Linked DNA regions of Homo sapiens: region 2 is linked to region 1. A link is an interaction called in ENCODE POLR2A ChIA-PET data of the cell type or tissue named here. Cell type or tissue: OCI-LY7. All regions are shown on one strand.

Region 1 (5,000 bases):
CAATAGATACACTGTCATATACAGGGTTATCACATAATGGCAGTACCATATTCTAATTTGGGGGATACTGTAGAAGAAATAAGCTTTGTGGAATTAACCACACCTCACAGACAGATACATAATCATCAACTATATTTCAGGAGAAAATACATTCTCAATTCCAACTTCATGCTCTAACAAATATCCAACAAAATAGTAAATTCTCCATGGCTTACCAGCTTAGTTGCCCATCTAATGGTTTATGTATTTGATTGTACTCACTATATAGTTAATACAGAACATTTGTTTCCAATTTAAAAAATGAGTATACGCATCATTCTGTCATGCTCAAGAACTTATTTTTGATACACTAAGAGCCCTTAACAGTAACAGCAGCAATCAGCTGGACCACTGCCGAGAGAGGGCAGGCATGCACACACAATGAACACGTGGAGTGAAAATATTTTTCACCAAAATAGTAATTCCATAGGTACAAATTAGTTAGGCCACTGATATTTGTGTCTTCTTCAGCTTCAAGTATCCTATAAAATAATTGACAATATTAACGAGTCTGTATTATTCATTTAAATATTACTTTAAGAGAGATAGGCAACATCATTTGTGGAAGCCACATTTTGTTTCTATATATGCAAATGCACTTGAGGGGGAAAAAGTCTCTCTAAAACATAGGAAATTAGGAGAAACTCCAAGTAATCTAACAGATTTTCACTTATTTCAGCTTTAATATACTTCAAATATTTGATACTCTACAGAAACCACCCACCTCTTCCCTGACACTTTTCAAACTTTAACCACCCACTGTTTTCCTAACTATGTTAAGTTCTCAACATAAATAAGCCAATGGAATCTCCCTTTATAACCAGCTCAGAGAGAAAAAAAATCTCTTCTATTTACTAAGCTGACAGGTACTTTGATCTCTCACAGACTCATTCAGGTAACAATGTACATATGACAGAGTTTAAAGAAAGCAAACTCCTTTGGAAATTTAAAGTGTCTTAGAAGTCATGAACAAATGCAAATAAACTGAAAATGCAAAGGGGCTGTATCTCTATCACTTGCCTTTGCTTACTTTGTTTGACAGCTATGTTTCAAAGTGCAAGCAAGGAAATAAATCCTTCAATTTGGCTGTGATACTTGGAAAGAAGCTTAAAGCAGTTTAATAACAGCAGTAAGATTAAACCATAATTCTACAAAAAAAAAAAAAATCCAAAAGGTGGCAAAAGGAAGTGCCTTTATGCAAATGTCATTGCTTCCCAACTACTTCTATTTTCTAAGGGAAGAAGTCTCTGTTGCTAATCGACTCATAAAGTGTCTGAATATATCTGATGCTCACTACTGCTATAGCTTCAAGGTCATTTTAAGGTTCTTAGTTTCGCTACAAGTGGGTTGTGAACATTAGTGAGTTACACATGTTGGACACTTTGGTTTGTTCAGAGTTAAAAAAAAAAAAAAGAAAATCAGTGAGTAGTCTAAACAGATGCAAGAGTTCTGGCACTCCACTGCATAGGACATAATCATCATTTACTAACATATACTGAGGTAAGAAAGGTACCCAAGGGAATTTAGAACTGTCCAGGTTTATATACTGCCTTTTTATAAACAGTCACTGTCGTAAATATAATGTAGATTATATTGATGAATAAAGTAAATGAAACACATTTGACTGACTGGATGACATTACCAAATGACTGCAGATATAGCTAAATGATGAGCCCAGGTAGATACAAAGGCATCTTAACTTCCTCCGACTTGACAACTGTCAGATAACCACCTCTCTAGAGTCCCCATAACAGGCTGAAAACATTATTTGGTAAAATGCAAACAATTAAATAATTTGGATTTGCTAAGATTTCTCTAGTGAAACAGTTGAGTTTTGGGTACCCTAACTCACAAACTTGACATTATTAATCATCATAATTTATGCCAATTATGGATACAATGTGAAATGTCAATTTCCTATTTTTATTATAAAGATCGATTGCACATGGATTGCAAATTCATTACATGAAAAAATTAACTCAAGATTTTGAAGAAAAAAAAAAAAAACCTTTACCTTGGAGGAAAACTGGGTTCAAAAACTTAGCAATACTTCAAGTACCAAAATATATGTGTAGAAAAATAAAGAGGGATGGAAGAGGAAAAAAATCAGTTATTTCATTTCCAAAAAAGTGAAATATCTGCAAATCAACCTCTTTTTAGTTGCATGCTTCTCTAATAGAACTGTATGTAATTCCTTTATGTAAAGCCTAACTTATATAGTGAAAAAACATCACCTTGTATTATACATTTAAAAATGGTTAAACTAAAATTTTAAGTTGTATTTCACAATTTAAAAAGAAAATTAAAATAGTGATATTTAAGGTTCTTCTATTACAAAATAAGGAAGGAACAGTTTTCATCTTTGTAAGTTACATATGCATGCACATATTTCCATGTTAGATACAGTTACATGACAATATATAATGTTTTAAAAAGGGTTAAAATAGTACATTTCTGTTACATGTATTTTACTATAATTAAAAACAACAAATACCTGATTTGGATTCAAATATCAGTATCATTCACCTTGATTTCTATCCAGGGTAATCTGAAAAACATCGATTCTAACCTTCTGTAATTTGTGTTCTAGAATCTACTTACATCAATCTTTAAATTTTTTGACCACTCTACCTCAGTCCCACAGGAGACCAAAAGGTAGGAAAAAGATTCCAGGGCCCCATTTGTGCTTCAAGTCGATCAGCTAGTCCCACGGTGAAGTCAGGTGCCCTGATACAGCTTTTCAGGTCTTTTCCTGTGTGAATCACCACCTAGAAAAGTCAGGGGCCTGCCTTTGGTTTCTAACAGGAAATGGTGCCACTGAAGTGCAAATTCACACGGTGGGGAAGCTGCAGGGCTGGAGCAACAGCAGAGCAGAAAGAGCCAGCAAGTTAGACAGTGTTTCTCTTAAAAATAGAGTAGAATAAAGAAGCAGAATAGAAAAGAACAATGGGAAAGAGATGCAGAATTAGTTTGACCTAAAATACGAATCAACTGCTTATCAATAAGCCTTAAAAAACAACCTACCTTACAGCTTGCCTGAGAATTTGTGAAGAAATACGAAGGCAATGAGAACTCAAAGTGTAAAGCTACTTCTTTCATATCTCCATGTCTTCTTCTCTAACTGTCTTCTTTTCTCTGTAGTTCTCACACTTCCCCCTCTCCCTTTTTTCATCATCTAATTCTACAGCTCAAAGAAATCCCCCCACTTCGCGATGTCTGTTCATTCAACATGCATACATTTTGTCTTGGGAGCGGGGGGAGAGGGGTAGGTATGAGTGGCATATATAATTGTTTTTAAAATACTAGGGTCTGTTCTATAAATGAAGCAAAAGCAAGCTAAGGAGGAAGACAGAGTATAGTCACCTTTAATAGTAAAACTCAATTAGGCTTTAACAGTAAAACTGAAGATAAAGGTTCCACTCAGGCTATTTATAAATACCCTTAAAACCAAAAACAGTGGTTTCTAATTCTACATGTAGTGACTTGGGCTTCAGATACTTAAGAGTTTAAAGTAGATGGCACATTAAGAAATCAGCAATTGAATCTACAAGATGGAAATACATTTTAAAGTTTTTTGGCCTCTTTTTTCTTTTTTACTTCAAAAACTTTAAAATTTTCCCATAAGAGTTTCAATTGTGACCATACACATTCTTCACATAAAAAGTCAACAAGATGCATTAAAGAGTCTTTTTAATTTAGTTTCAACGTGTGCTTTATTATAACTGTACTACCAATTCCAAATTATTTCATCACGATTACCCACTTTAATCCAAAACAGTATGTCAACAATTATTTCTGTCCCTTGTAAAGAAAGAAGAAGAAAAAAATGAGATATCACTTAACATTGATTGAATTGGCCAATTTAATAGCCATTATATCCATTGCTAGAAAGTGGCAGGAAGAACCTTATTTATAGGTTGCCTCTGGCAATACCAACTATCAGAACTCCTTTGAAAGGCACTTTCCTTTCAAGAGTCAAAAGCACGTTGATAGTCTTTGACCCAGTGATAACATTCCTAGATTAATCCTACAACAACAAAAAAAGGAAAAACTGTAAGTATAAAAAGTGCATGGAAACACGATTTATAATCTAAAAACTGGAAATAATTTATTACGAGGAAATAGCTGATTTAATTATGGTTGAAAACTGTAATGGACTAGCATGCTGCTATTATAAACTACATTTAAGAAAAATGGAAAAAAGAGCTTATTTTGCAATATTAAGTTAAAATGACCTGCGTATGCAGAATAATTAGTAAAGTATACAAAAACTTCTATCAAGTAAATGTGGTGGTTTCACTAGAAATATTTAGCTTAATTTGTATTACTGTCATAATTTCATAACGTTTTTCTAAGTACTTATAGCTACAATATATATACATATTTTATAATCCCTAATATTTTTAAACATTAAAGTAGATTCCAAATGGCAATATTTATTGAAAGACTATAAGGATTAGTAAGGTCATATCTAGAAGTTCTCTTACTATGATAAATATAAGAAACATGGCTCTTATGAGGAAAATGCTTCAAGTTTTAAAATGTTTACATTAGTAAGATTTTATAATGCATCTAGGTGCAGCAGAGAGTTACAATGTGTAAGAGAAGGAAGACAAGGGAATCACATCATTTTATAAGTTTAAATTAATATAAGAAAAAGAGAAAGAATTTTCAATTTTTTTAAAGGGGCATACCTTATATGATCAATTAAAAAGATCTAGAGAAATAGCAGTAAAAACATATGATATTAAAAAAGGTTTGCAGTTATCACTATTAATAGTTAATATTTACCATTGAGTACTAACTTCCAGATGCCCTGCCAGATAGTTTACATAGTTCCCTTTTACATAATTCTCAGTACCACATTACCAAGTAGGTAATTTTGGTAACCGTTTATTTTATAAATGAGGAAAGTGAATCTCAAGTTAAAAACATAACTTGCCCAAAAGATTACATGGAGG
Region 2 (5,000 bases), 100 kb after region 1:
TGACTTTTAAGCCATAAATCAGACATAGCTTAATCAACACAATCTTGATTTAACTGGGGATTTGCAGTTCAATGTACTGCTTGAAATTATAGTATATCACAAATTTAATAATTCTATTTTTAAAATTAAGGGCATTCTTTTTAATGACCAGTTGATAGAAGCTTCAGGTGACTCATTAAAGAAGTAGCCTGCAGATTTTCAATCTCTAATCATTGTTCATCTTTATTTTCAATTTTCTGTAAATGATCATGTGAACTGTAATTTCATGTGTTTTTCTTTTGACAAGCTTGGATACTTCACCTGTATTATATAAATGTTAATAATCAGTAACTTTTATACCAGCTACGTTGAAACTTTTTAAGAGTGACTTTCTCAAGGTCACAGAGCAAATCTCTGGTGAGACAGGAATGGAATTCATGACCTTTGACTGCCAGAGTTTTCTACCCACACTCGGAAATTCCTTCCCCATAAGTGTAATTTATATGCTCACTTTGAGAAACAGGAAAGTTTATCCCTTTCAGGGGAGGGCAGTGTGGGGGCGGTGGAGGTATGGCTGGAGTGCTTTTCCTATCAAATCAGTTGCCACACAAGAACTTTGTAGTTTTACAAAGTGACTTTTGGCCACATTACCCCATTTAACCCTCACCACAGCCCTGTAAACTACATATTATTTTTTCCATTGTATAAACTCAGAGAGGTTAAGAAATTTGACCAAGGTCATCCATAGTTAGCAAGCAAGAGAGTAAGAATCGAACTGAGATATTTCTGCCACTGAAATTAGTTGTGATTCAAGGATGTATCATCTTAGAGGTTACCATTCATTGTGAAATGAAGGAAGGTTTTCTTTACATTGTTTTCGAATAATTTAACTTGGTTGCCATTTAGGTTTGTTTTCTTTAAGGCAGGGTTGTTTTTCTTTTGTTACAAGTTAGCTCGATAATTTCAAAGTGAGCACAGTATTACTAAAGATAGAATTTTTTTTAAAGACTGTTTTTCCCCCTTTTTTATACACACGTGTGGCTTTTTACTGTATTTCTCGGTCATGAAATTTTACTGTAATTCTTGCTCTTGTGTATGGTGTGTGTGGGTGGGTTATGTACTAATATAGATATAGACTACAAAAACACATGTAAAAACATATAAAGATAAATACTAAATATACACATACACATATAGATATATAAGATGATGAATATATATGTATATACAGTATGTAGTCATTCTTCAGTACCCTTGGAGGGTTGACTCCAGGATCCCATCCCACAGCAGATACCAAAATCCATGGATGCTCAAGTCCGTTATAAAAAATAATGCAGTATTTGCATATAACCTGTGCACATCCTCCTACATACTTTAAATCATCTCTAGATTACTTACAATCACTTATACAATGTAAATGCTATATAAAGTTATGATTTTATTTGTATCATTTTTATTGTTGTATTTTTTTCTTGAACGTTTTCAATCTACAATTGATTGACTCCCTTAATGCAGAACCCACGAATAAAGAGGGCCAACTGTATACATATACATCATGCCAGGAATTACTGTGAAAGGCCATATATACTGAGAAGCATGGCAAATGTCACACTTGGGACACAATTCATGGCTGTCAAAGCCAGCAGGTAGTTATCGTGGTAGCTTCTACAGTCACTGATAGTGGTGGGGAAACTATCCCAAAGGTCTCCTAATTTATTCCACTCTCACCTTCCATGCAGCAGTACAGCAGTAAGGGCTTCCTGCTACTTCTGCACCAGACAGCAAATGTGTTTGGAGCAGTCTAATTATTACACTAATAAATATTCAAAAATGTAGACCATGAGAGTAGCAACAAAAGAAACACATGACTTTAAGTTGAAAAAAAAAAAAAGACAGGAAGAAAGACCATACCAGAGCAGAATTCTTTGGGTGAATATCCTGTAATCTACTGCCGACCAAAACAAATTTTTATGGAGCAATAAGACTACTCAAGTAGCCACTTTATGACAATAAACACCCAAAACGGAAAAATCCTTTTGTAACATAATTACTGACAATATAGAGAGAAAGTAACCATTTAATCCACAGCATGTGTTCTCTACCACAAGAACTCAATAGCTGACATCAGATGGGGTGTGGCCGACCTAGGCCCTAAAAATGAATTCTGGCGGGTGGAAGTCAGGCAGCTCTCTGGGCTGGGCTTGGGATCCAGAAACTTAGCAGGTCTAACAGAGCCTAAGACTGTTGACCTTCTGGGCATAGGGCAAGGCCCATCTGTTTACTTGCTTGCTTTTGGGAGGAGTGGTTGTGGTAGATGAGTTAAGGCTGTGGTTATAGGGCGTTGCCAGTGATTTAATTTTAATATTTTTACCCTTACATTCTGTACACAGTTAAAAGTTCAAAGCTGTGCATAAATTGCAGGCCGAAAAACAAGTAAGTGTGAGTTTGAAAGGAAAAATAAACACTGGGCAAAAATATAAGCCATTTCCAGTCTATGATCATACAGTATTTTCAAATAGAAAATGACAGATAAGCAACTACAACCTATTTCAGACTTATTTTAAAAATTAAACTTGTAGCCAGCGCAGTCGCTGATGCCTATAATCCCAGCACTTTGGCAGGAGGTTTGCTTGAGGCCAGGAATTCAGGATCTAGCCTGGACAACACAGTTAAGACCCCGTGTCTACAAAAAAATTTTTAGCTGGGTGTGGCAGTGTGCACCTGTAGTCCTGCCTACTTGGGAGGCTAAGGTGGGAGGATCCCTTGAGCCCGGGAATTTGAGCTATGATGATGCCACTGCAGTCCCGCCTGGGTGACAGAGTGAGACCTCAACTCAAAAAAAAAAAAAAAGCTGTTTTCTAAGCAGAAAAGGTAATAATGGTGTTGATTTTGAATAAAACTGTCTTGGGATTTTAGCTCATGTTCATTAATCAGCATGCAAGTGGCAAGCAGAAAAACTTATAAACAAAAACTTTTCAAATGAGTTTGTGCCATTACTAGTTTTATAGTTTAATACACAATCTACAGCTAGATTTATGAACTTGACTGCTTCTCTCACAATATAAAGAAAACAAACCATTTGACACTCCAATTTAATGTGATCATTGTAATATTATTAATTTGCAAAAACATAAAGTCCCATGCTTTCCATGTTGTACAATGGAAAAAATGTCCAGGACCTCTATATGTTCATCTACTTAACAATATGCCTTCACTGGGTAAGGTTACCCCAAACTCTAGATTAACCAACACTGGCTTGAATTCAAAATGCTCTCAGCATAGGCCTAGAGGCCTAAGCACTTACGTTGTCTCTGCAGAGATAAAACACACCTATATTTAAGGCCAAATTATTTCAGTAAGTTGATAACAGCCTGTTTCATGATATACTGTAACATCTAAAACTCACTGGAGCCTGTTAAAGTGCATACTTTCCCTGAACAGGAGTCAGGGAAAATATCCCTGAGCAACATGTATATTTTCACATGACCAGAACACGATGGATATTACAGGCCAGATGCATGTTCTTCAGAATGAACGTCAAGCATCCCGATTTGTTCTCCCTTTGGCCTGGGGAGAGTGAGTACACTAGTGTTTGCAGACCTTCCCTTTCAGCACACACATAGGCTGCAGCTGTAGTAAACAACCACCAGCCAAGAGTTGCTAAGGTCAAGGTCTCAAATGCTATACCAGGACCATTTACTCCCAAATGATAGTCATTGCTGTAAAAAGAACTTCTGGGGAGTGGGAGGTGGAGAATATTAAGGACTCATTAGCACAACAATTTTTTTCAATAAACAGTAATAAAAAGCATTCCACAATAAAGTTCAGCTGACTGCATTGCTAAGTAGTAGATAAATAACTGAAGGTTTTCAAAAATAAACAGAAACCCTCAAGAATGTTTTGTTTAACCTGACATAGCCATGTTGGTTACATGGTCTTAGTTCAAAATTATGAAAATTTTATGTGAAAACATTTCAAATTTCAAATTTTCCCAGTACATTTCATAATAGTTATTAAATTGGCAGAATAATAAACTGCTTTCCTAATTTTTATATGCTCAAATTGCTCTTTCCCCAACTCAAAGGAGCTTAATATATTCAATCTAGTATCAAGACCCGTCTGCAACAATAAAGATATAACTTACCCAACTGAAACGTCTGTCCTTCAACATCCTATTTCCACTATGCTTCTACAGTTTGAAATTTTCTAACCTAAAAGTATACTCCTTTATCGGAACCAATTTCTATGTGGTCTTAAAAAATGCACACAACATGTGAATGAGGTCTGAGAATAGCACAAGCAAGCTTTTTTCCTTGAGGGAGGGGGGGTCCACTGTTTTAAATAAATGTCAGTTCTAAAAGCGTTTCTTAGAAGACGGTATACACCCACTCCTCAAAGTGACCACTCCTATTCCCATCACAAGCTGCTTCTTGCTAAAAGCCACCAAATTTATTTCAAAGCATTTACTTATCTAAACAACTCTATCGTCCAGTAAGAAAAGGGCATGGAGGCGTCTAGGTGGTTTTGCAGAATGACGTGTATTTGATTGGCAGATGTCTACCGAAGTCACTAGATGCACACGCACTAAATGTAAATAGAGTTGCTCGTCTCTCCGATGTTACAGGGAAACAGAGAATCTTAACGCTGGTGTAAAATAAAATATCAGAGTGCTCGCCGAGAATTCCATTAGCCAGTGGAATTATCTAAAACAATCCATACAGAACGACACTTTAGCCATCTATACAGTTAAATTAGAGTGCTGACAATACTAACTACGCAAACTGTTTATCCAGATTACACATTCCGTTGTATTAATACTCTTTAACTCAACACAGTCAGCTTTTATCAGCTGAAATAAGACTATTACTATTAAAGTATGCAAAACTCGAAGCGCAGGGTGAAGGGGGTTGGGAAGCTGCAGGGCATATAACAAAGGAATTGGTACTTTTTCCAAGCATTTGCCTCAAATGCACTGCGAAACAAAACTGTTGAGTGCACCCCACCCTTTTCCCCAAAGATAA

What was found. ChIA-PET counts read pairs that join two places held together with the same protein. Peaks named below come from ENCODE experiments on the same cell type or tissue, not always from the same donor. Only the 100,000 strongest peaks of a DNase experiment are listed, where the experiment ranks them.
Region 2: POLR2A ChIA-PET joins it to region 1 with 7 read pairs; 10 of 35 experiments call an interaction of 5 or more read pairs at or near these places.

Annotation. Positions count from the first base shown.
Region 1 is chr13:74,024,126-74,029,125 of GRCh38, forward strand. All of the region lies in intron 1 of KLF12 (KLF transcription factor 12), which reads right to left. Among named protein-coding and RNA genes, the nearest start is that of KLF12, 110 kb to the right of the region's middle. RefSeq lists an enhancer at 2,678-2,757. In OCI-LY7, no CTCF peak of the experiment used is centred here; a DNase peak (open chromatin) is centred at 2,846; H3K4me3 peaks cover 2,874 bases; H3K27ac peaks cover 1,827 bases.
Region 2 is chr13:74,127,832-74,132,831 of GRCh38, forward strand. The region is part of intron 1 of KLF12 (KLF transcription factor 12); the gene reads right to left. Among named protein-coding and RNA genes, the nearest start is that of KLF12, 4.1 kb to the right of the region's middle. In OCI-LY7, no CTCF peak of the experiment used is centred here; DNase peaks (open chromatin) are centred at 2,130, 3,580 and 4,510; H3K4me3 peaks cover 4,848 bases; H3K27ac peaks cover 5,000 bases.